Linked DNA regions of Homo sapiens: region 1 is linked to region 2. The links are chromatin contacts, found by POLR2A ChIA-PET in ENCODE. All regions are on one chromosome and are shown on one strand. The core of a region is the stretch at or near the end of the contact, and the rest is flanking DNA. Distances in the headings are between cores, read along the strand shown.

Region 1 (4,682 bases), core at 617-3,116, 7.1 Mb after region 2:
AAAAGGTCAAACGCATTTCCTTTATAGCAACACTCGGTGGTGGTGGAGGGGGGAAGGTCACGCACAGTATGTGAGGAAGGGAGCGGTCAGTGACTATCGTGGAGAAACCTGACAAACCACCCAGCCGTCAAGGTGACCTCGACAGGGGTAAATCATACTGATTGCATGCACCGCTTGTGGTCTTCCTCCCAAGAACACCTAACCCCACTGTAATCATGAGGAAAACATCACAAATCAATTGAGGCCCTTGCCATATACATGACCAGTACTCCTGAAAACTAGCAAGGTCATCAAAAACAAGGAAAGTCTAGGACACTGTCACAGCCAAGAGGAACCCACGGAGATATAAAAATGACTTAAGATGTTAATAATAGGAAAAGCCCGGGTTTATGAGAATTCCCTGTATTCACACTTTTTCTGTAAATCTAAAGATGTTCTAAAAATAAAGCATATTTTTAAAAGGTCACCCAGGTAATATATGCATATATGGTAGGTATACAATTTTTTTTTTTAATGAGTGGTGGCTGACGCCTGTAATCTCAGCACTTTGGAAGGCCAAGACAGGAGGATGGCTTGAAGACAGGGCTTCCAGACTAGCCTGGGCAACATAGTGAGACCCAGTCTCTAAAAAACTAAAAATAAAAAATTCAAAAAATGAGTAAAAATTGAGATTCACTCTTCCCTCCACTCCCCCAGCCCACTCTTAGGTGTGTCCTTCCAAATATCTCTCTTTAACACTGTGTGTGTGTGTTTACATAAACGTATTGTTTACAAAACGATATTGCAGTACTTTTCTGCAACATGTTTTTTTACTCACTATATCTTGGAGGGTCTTTCCATACAAGTGCTCCTGAACAGACCTGGTTCTTCCCATCCACTGCACACTGCGCGCCATCGTGCGCTTCACCATTCTTCATTACCTAGCTCCTTACTGAAGGACATTTAGGTTGTTGCCTATGTTTGGCTGTTACAAACAAGCTGCTGGTTCGATTTTCCTTTTTTTTTTTTTTTTTCTGAGACGGAGTCTCGATCTGTCGCCCAGGCTGGAGTGCAGTGGCGCGATCTCGGCTCACTGCAACTTCCGCCTCCCGGGTTCAAGCGATTCTCCTGCCTCGGCCTCCTGAGTTGCTGGATCTACAGATGCCCACCACCACGCCCGGCTAATTTTCATTTTTAGTAGAGACGGGGTTTCACTATGTTGGCCAAGCTGTTCTCGAACTCCTAGGCTCAAATGATCCGCCCGCCTCGGCCTCCCAAAGTGCTGGGATTACAGGCGTGAGCCACCGCGCCCGGCCCGATTTGCGTTTTAAAGTCGCTCTGAACAATAAAATCCGGAAGGACTGGAGGGGAGGCTCCGACCTTCTCCCTGTCTGGGCAGGTGTGCTGGTGCCGGGCAGGAACGGTGCCTTGGGACAGCCTGGCCCCGGCCTCACAACGGGCCCCGGGCGCTCAGTCATATTCCGTGGCCGCTCCAACACCCCCTACCCCCACCAGCAGGCGCGGCTCTCTTTCGGGGCTGGACTGCATTTTTTGGACATGAGTCGGCGAGTGAGGGTGAAACTCAGGCCAAAGTCTCCAGAGCCGCTCGGAGAAAACGCTGCCTGGAACAGAAGAGCAGAGGATCAGAGGCACCACCAGAGACTCTCAGAGTGGGTTATTACCCTGGTGGGGGCGCCTGCTGCGGCGTAGGAGATGGCGGGACTGGGGGCGCGGGTGTGAAGCCCCCAAGAAATCTGTGTGAATTTCCTGGGGAGGTAAGGTCTCCAGGCGCTCTCTCTGGGCCCGGGGATTGGTCCGGGAAGGTCTCCTGGCGCCTACCCAGCCCCCACTGCCTGGACGCCTGCGCCTGCTCTGCCGCCCCACAGCGACCGCGAAGGCCAGCTTCTTCGAAAGGCCCATTTTTCTCCGTGGCTGAGCGAATGCTCCTAGAATACCACGTTTATAATAAATCATGTAGGGTGGAATTCCTGCTGGATGTATACACCTTTCTGCATCAGAGCTCTTCAAACCCAGAATGGTGAATAGCTACCCCTGGGCTTACCCTTTTATAATTTTCAACAAACCTGCGTTTAGCCCCGGCTAGGTGCCAGCAAGTTGCTAGGGACTGAGGAGGCTCTGCAGAGGACCCGAGCTGAGGCCCTAATCCTCAAGGCCAATGGCAGGGGTCACCGCCCAGGCACCCCCAGAGAACGCGGTGTGAAGGAAAAGACACCAAACTCGGTGTTCAAATGTGTGGGATCTATTCTAGTTCTGATTCTGACACTTGCAAGTCATGCATCCTCCGAGCCTCGGCTTTCTCACCTATAAAATCTTCAACGTGACCTATAAAAATCCATAAAATCACCCCTGCTTCATTGTTTCCCAGGGCTCATAGAAACATCATACAAGGTAAGGGAAGGTGAGTGCACTGTAAAAAATGGTGACGTGCTATATAGCTCTGAGTAGTATGGTATATAAGCTTCCTTTTTAAAAATTTTAATTTTAGGGCCAGTGTTGGGATTACGGGTGTGAGTTACCGCACCCGGCCTCTTTTGTTGTTTTCTAATAAGTATATATGACTATCATTTCCCTCAAAAGTCTGCTTTAGCTGAATATCACAAGTTTTAATATGCTATGCTTTTGTTATCACTTAGTTATACATATTTGGATTTTGTTGTTGTTGTTGTTACAGAGTCTCGCTCTGTCGTCCAGGCTGGACTGCAGTGGCAAGATCTCAGCTCACTGCAACCTCCACTTCCCGGGTTCAAGAGATTTTCCTGCCTCAACCTCCTGAGTAGCTGGGATTACAGGTGCACGCCACCACACCCGGCTAATTTTTTAATTTTTAGTAGAGATGGGGTTTTACCATTTTGGCCAGGCTGGTCTCCAACTCCTGACCTCAAGTGATCCACCGGCCTCAGCCTCCCAAAGTGTCGGGATTACAGGCGTCAGCCACTGTGCCTGGCCAATATTTTGTTTTTTATGTTAGGATTGTATGCTTAATTCATGGATTATTTAGACGTATATTTTCCATTCTTTTTTTGTTTTCAAACTTCAGTTTTTTAAAAAATAATAATAATCATTTGGGGAGGGGCCCAGTGGCTCAGGCATGTAATCCCAGCACTCTGGGAGGCCAAGGTGGGAAGATCGCTTGAGATCAGGAGTTTAAGACCAGCCTGGGCAACACAGTGAGAGCCCCTCTACAAAAAAAAATTTAAATAAAAATAAATCAATCATTTTGTCATTGATCTCTAACTTTAATGCTTGGAGATGAGGAAATGTGTTCTTTTAGAATTTGTTAATGCCTCCTTTGTGGCCTCATATACAGACTTTTTTTGGCTGTCCCAATTTTTGTGAACGTCTCTTCACTTTTTATGTGGTTTTTTTTTCTCTATATCTCTCCATCTAGCTTGCTAATCAGGTTATTTAGATCTTTTATCTCCTGGGTTTTTTTTTTTTTTCTCTCCTGTTCAATCCATTGATTTCTGAAAGAGTAGGTTTAACATTTCCCACTTTTATTGTAGTTTGTCAATTTCTCCCTCTAATTTAGTCTGATTTTGCTTTATACTATTTTTTTTGGTTTTTTGATTTTTGTTTAAGAGGCAGTGTCTCACCATGTTTCCCAGGCTGGAGTACAGTAGCTATTCACAGGTGTGATTATAACTGCAGCCTCAAACTCCTGACCTCAAGCCATCCTCCTGCCTCAGCCTCCTAGGTGGCTGGCATTACAGCCATGTACCACCTCACCCGGCCAGCCTTATAATTTTGAGAGCAAATTATTAGGCTTATACAAATTAATATTGTTTTATCCTTTTATGACTTATTCAGTTTTATTACTTTTTGTATAAATATTGTTATCCTGAGATAGCATTTGTCTAGTATATGTTTTATTTCTCCTTTTTTACTCTTTCTGTATTGTTACTTAGGTTTATCTCTTGGAAATGACATATTGTTTTTTACAAGATTTAAAAAGTTCATCTGAGTTTCTATTTCTAATTTGTGAGTTTAACCAGTTCACATTGATAAGAATAACAGAAATATTTGGGTTTATTTCTGCCATCATTTGTGTTATACATATACCCTTGAAATGGATATTCATCTAGAACACATTGATAAAATCCTATAAATTATTACAAACTGGAATTCTTCCATGCTGCTTGGTAAATAGCTGCTCACCTGAGACCCCACAGTGCCCCCACTCCTGACCTTCTTCTGATCTGGCAAAAAAGGGTCAATGCTTCTCACAGGGAGACCCTCTAGGACCTTTTCTAAGATTCTAATTAGTCAGCAAACAGGCTACACCAGTGGCTTAATATTTCAAATATCATGTACAATATGCTTTCTTGTTGTTTCTTTTTTCTCTTTCCCTGCATTCGTTTGGATTGTTTGAATTTTCTTTAATAGGAGGGAGGTACAAGAATTACAGATGTATCAATAAATACCAGCCTACTAGTACCTTTACCAGAATATCCCTCAAAAGCTCAAATTTATCATGTCAAGAAATGAACTTTTTCTCTCTAAACCTGCTTTTTCTCCTGGGTTCTGTCCCCCGCTGGGGTACCACAGTCTGACAAGCCATTCCAGCTAGAGATCTGATAGCAGCTGGATTTCTGTCTGCCAGAATCATTTTTCAAATGCTGTCAATAGAGACGGATTCACCAGGAAACTGCAAGGCCCCTTGCTTGCATGGGCTCTTTACAAGG
Region 2 (4,825 bases), core at 1,751-4,250:
AAAAAAAAATATATATATATATATATATATATATATATATATACACACACACACACACACACATACTCATTTTATTTGGATTTTTTATATATATTCATATATTTATACACACACAACACATTATGGTTTAATTACAAGATTCAAGATCTCACTGCAAGAAAAGCAATAAAGTTTAATGCCAAGAGCCTATGCAATTTATTTTTGTTTACTTCCAAGCCTGTTCCACTTTCAGAATGGAAAACCAAAGTTAAGTTACCATATATAGGAGAGGGCATGCAATGTGATATACTTTCACAGACTAGACAATTTAGCATTTCAACAATTCTAACAACCTATTAACTTTTGTTAAAACCCTTTTGGCAAAAATGTATTAGGGTCACCCACATATACAAGTCCAGTCAGACTTACATGCCCAGCTCGATTTTCAGAAACATTCAATACTGCCTCAAGACACCTAGATACCCTTAGAGAGTAACTTCACATCTCTTACTTTTTAGGGGTTCTTATAATAAAGTTCATGAATGGACTTGAGTGGGGGGGCAGGAAGTGACATACAAAATTCCATGTAGGGTGTATTTGCATTTTCTGACATAGGACCACACCTTTCATCAGATTCTCAAAGGATTTCATGACCTTAAAATAGTTTGAGAACCACTATTATGTATCTCACAGGTCAATTCAAGAGCAATAATTATATCCTAGTTGATAACTGGTTGCTAAGTAAAATAAAGCATTCCTTCCACAGAAAGGAAGGCTCACAAGCTTTATGGCTGTCCCAGCTCTTGCTGCATCTCTGGAATAAATGCCGTTTGAACTTAATTGCCCTACTGAAAAACACTGCTTTTCAGTATACAACTTATTCTGCACTAATAGAAAAGGTTAACAGCTCCTTGCCAAAAAGCCAAGATTCATCTGCAACAACCCAGACTACAAGGCAATATAAAACTTTTTTTCAATAGTCTTTTGCACTAATTTTTTTGGCATAATTAAAAGTTGTACACATTTTTCAACTGTTTTACCATCTAAGTTACCAAAACACAAAATGGCCAATGTAATTATCCGCCTACCAAAGTCCTGATTTTCAGTACTTCAAAATAAAACTCATTTCAAAATGTCAATAAAAACAGCACTACCCATTTAAAAGAGACAGAAATAGTCCTTTTCCTAGTTAGTCTATGTAAATCTAAGAAACATTTGTCATCAGCTATCAAAAACAATGGCAGGACTTAAGGCACAATGTCCCAAAACCAAAACTGACTATGAATTTTATTAAAGGTAAGTGATAAAGTCTCTTTTCCCACATAAAGAAAAAAGTAAAATTTGAAGTTCACATTTCAGATTCTTAAATTACGCTCACAAGCTAAAAAAAAAAAAAAAAAAAAAAAAAAATCACGGGGTGTGTATTCACATTTCACATGAAGACAAAATATAGTTGAGGTTGTTCACTTTCAGCTTCTTGAATATATCGTCTTAGGATACCGATTTTCTCCATAGAAACTTGATTCTAAAAATCCCTTTAAAATGTTTTTTAAATTAACTTCCAACGTTCCTGCTATGCAGACTGAATTCTTCATCTGATTATTTTAGGAAAAGACTAGCCTCATTCATAAGCTACGTCTAAACCTAAAAGGGGAAATACGTTTCTAACCAGAACTTTAAAAAAAAAAAAAAAAAAGAGTAAAAAATTGATGAAAGAACGCTGCTGCCACGTCTTTGCCCCTCCCCCCTTCACGTAGTGGCTATTTCATCCCCTCCGAGTGCATTCCAAGCGAAAGTCCGAGAACCACTGCTCTCGGAGAAACCAGAAACAGTTAAGTGGAAATTGGCAAGTCTCTTTGGCCTTTTAGATCAATTCCTAAAAGAGGATCTAGCTGCTTCTTCAACCCTTTCTTAAAGAAAACAGTGCAAAATTCCAAGAGTCTTCACTCTATCCGGAACGCGTAAGATGTTAGTGTCTAAACATTGAATTTGTATGTAACAGAGTCGATTATTTAGGAGAAAGAGTCTCACAGTTATCATACCATCCTTCCTCCCCATTGAAACATACATCCGGGGGCCAGCCATGTAATCCAACTCAAAATCCTCACACAACCATGGAATTTGTTGGACTGATGTGGACTTTTAAAAGCTGCAAATTCTCGGCAGAGAGAGACAGAGAGACAGAGATTGAGAGAAGAGCTCTTGTCTCTTTTTAAAAAAAGTTATGGGGAAGAAGAGGGAAGGAAGCTTCCCTGACGACGAGGTGACCTGAGAGCCTACTTCCTCGGCGCTACGAGCAGAAAGCTCGGCGCCCCGGGCTACGTCTGGCAGCTAATGCTGCACCGCTGCGCGCAACAGATGAGTTCAGCCGGAACTTTCTGGGGAGGTCCCCCCAGCTCCCGGCGACTTTCGATAGGGCAAAAATGCCTGGCGCGCTGCGGATCCAGCTCCAAGCCTTAAAATCCGCTCTCCACCGCCACATGCGAACCATCTGCGGCTGTGGCGGCCAAAAGCCCACGCCCCGCGCTTGCGTTCCCCTTAGCCTCGTTAGGGAGGACCAGGTGCAGGGGAACTTGGAAAAAAAAAAAAGCAACAGAGTGATTCCTCCCCGGGAAGGAAAATTCAAGAAAGTCCTGGTCCCTAGGGCGGGGACTGAGGCTGCAGCAGCCCCAGCGGTCCGAGGCGCACTAGGGACAGAGGTGGGAAGGGGGGCACGAAGGAGCGCGGGCGCCGGGAGTCGCGTGGCGCAGGGAGAGGGGCCGAGTCTCCCGAGGGGAAGGAACCGAGGCTGCTGTGGTAACCTGGGGAACCCCCGCCCCAGAAGTACCACCACAGCGGGAAGGAATGGATCGCCGCAGCCGTCCGAGAAGGTCCACGGCTGCCCAGTGGCCTCAGTCTCCGGGATCGAGGGAGCGTCTCACCTGGAAAGTGGGACGAGAGGGCGGCGCGCTCTTCAGCCCCCAGTCGCCTCCACTCGGAGCGGCTACTTCCTACCCTCAGCCCGCTGGCGGCGCGACTGGGCAGCAGAGGGAGCCCGTTAGCCCTTTTATAACCTCTAGGCCGCGATGGCAGCGCCAGGGAGGAGGCGACTGCAGCCCTCGCTACGTGAGCTCGATCACACCAGCGCCCCGGCGACTGCGCAGGCGCCAAGCCCGTGCCTCCCTGCTGCCCCCACCCGTGGCCGGCCCGTGGAGTCTGAGGCCGAGAGGAGTGGCTGGGACCGGCCGCCGTGGTGTGGGTAAGCGGGAGTGGGATGTAACGCGCCTGCGCAGGGTTCTCGCCCCGCCACCGTTACCGTGGTTACCACGGGGTTTCCCCCGCTCCTGTTCAGTTTGCCTCCTTGATTTCAGGGTCCGCGTCAGGCCTAAGCGACGAGGCCGCCGGCAATAAAGTATCTTAAAAATGAGAAGAGGAACGTGGGAGTGTAGAAAATAAAGCAGAATTTTTCTAGGGTGGAAAATAATAGAGATTCAGTCTTGGTATCTCAGCTGTCTTGTTCCTCTCACATCTCAGCACTCATTTTATACTAATCGTGCTCTATCTCCTACCTTTATACCTTATCAGTAGATAATAGACTAAGAGCTCCAGGGTCAGGTTATCTCAATTCAAATCCTGCCTCAATCCTGTGTGTAACACTAGGCATTAACAACCTCTCCGTATCCGTTTACTCATCTGTAAAATAGAAATGACGGTACTACCCATCTTGTAAGATTCTTGTGAGAATAAAATGAGATAATGTATGTAAAGCACTTAACACATGCCTCACACACAGAAATGACTTAGTAAATATTAGATTCTCCAGTAACATTAATTTATATAAGGCACCCAATGTTGCGTTTGATCTTAGTCTAACATTTGCCTTAGTTATAAAGTAACCCCAAACCAAGGGTTTCTTTATATCTCCCTGTACTATGAGGGAGAATACAATGAAGAAGATAATTTTTTCCTTGTCAGTTAAAGAGAAAAATGAGTTGCTAAGACTTGTTATTCATTAAGAATTGTGGTTTCTAAAGTTTTCCATGTATGCTAAAAAGTATAGCAATAATTAACATTTGACTTACGCAGGAGGTGAGTGATTATATAGCTACAGAAAGAGAGAGAGGGTACTCTGGGAGCACTAGGCAACTAAAAAGTAGATATAATGATGTCTAAATCAATGGTTCTGAAAGCGTAGTCAGGGAATCCATAAGGTCAAAATTATTTTCATACTAAGACTTTATTTTCATACTAAGACTTACTGCCTTTTTCACTCTAATAACAATACAGTGAGGTCTTCCAGAGACTACATGCCTGTGATACAGATGGAACGCAGACACAGATATGAGAATCTTCTATTAGCCCAGACACTGAAGAGATTTGCAGAAATGTAAAATAATGCCACTCTTCTCACTAAATTATTTTGCTTTGGAAAATAGTTATTTTTCATTAAAAATATGTTATTAGGCCAAATGAAGTGGCTCACACCTGTAATCCCAGCACTTTGGGAGGCCGAGGCGGGAAGATCACCTGAGCCCAGGAGTTCGAAATCAGCCTGGGCAACATGGCCAGACCCTCTCTCAAAAAAAAAGTTATTTATGTTATGTTAACATGTAACAGGTTTATTATTGTTGTTTTAAATGAATAAATATTTTATATGTTTGTTTTAATTCCTAATATAGTAAATGTTGATAAATATGATCCACATAAAAGCTTTTTGGAGTCCTCAATACTTTTTAGGAGTATAAAGTAATTATAAGACCAAAGAGGCAGGGCGTGCGGTGGCTCACACCTGTAATCCCTGCACTTTGCGAGGCCAAGGCAGACGGATCACAAGGTCAGGAGATCAAGACCATCCTGGCCAACATGG

What was found. ChIA-PET counts read pairs that join two places held with the same protein, here RNA polymerase II (POLR2A).
Region 1: POLR2A ChIA-PET joins it to region 2 with 21 read pairs in PC-3. The contact joins the promoter of LINC00857 here to the promoter of P4HA1 in region 2. POLR2A ChIA-PET finds 5 or more read pairs at or near these places in 2 of 52 experiments (HepG2 and PC-3).

What each region holds. Positions count from the first base shown.
Region 1 is chr10:80,205,844-80,210,525 of GRCh38, forward strand. It overlaps LINC00857 (long intergenic non-protein coding RNA 857), which reads left to right and starts at 1,867. Exons shown (of 2, transcript NR_038464.1): 1 at 1,867-2,388. RefSeq lists enhancers at 692-1,333, 1,104-2,303, 1,334-1,975.
Region 2 is chr10:73,093,866-73,098,690 of GRCh38, forward strand. It overlaps P4HA1 (prolyl 4-hydroxylase subunit alpha 1), which reads right to left and starts at 3,001. Exons shown (of 15, transcript NM_001017962.3): 1 at 2,901-3,001. RefSeq lists enhancers at 2,382-3,137, 3,382-3,451 and a silencer at 3,022-3,351.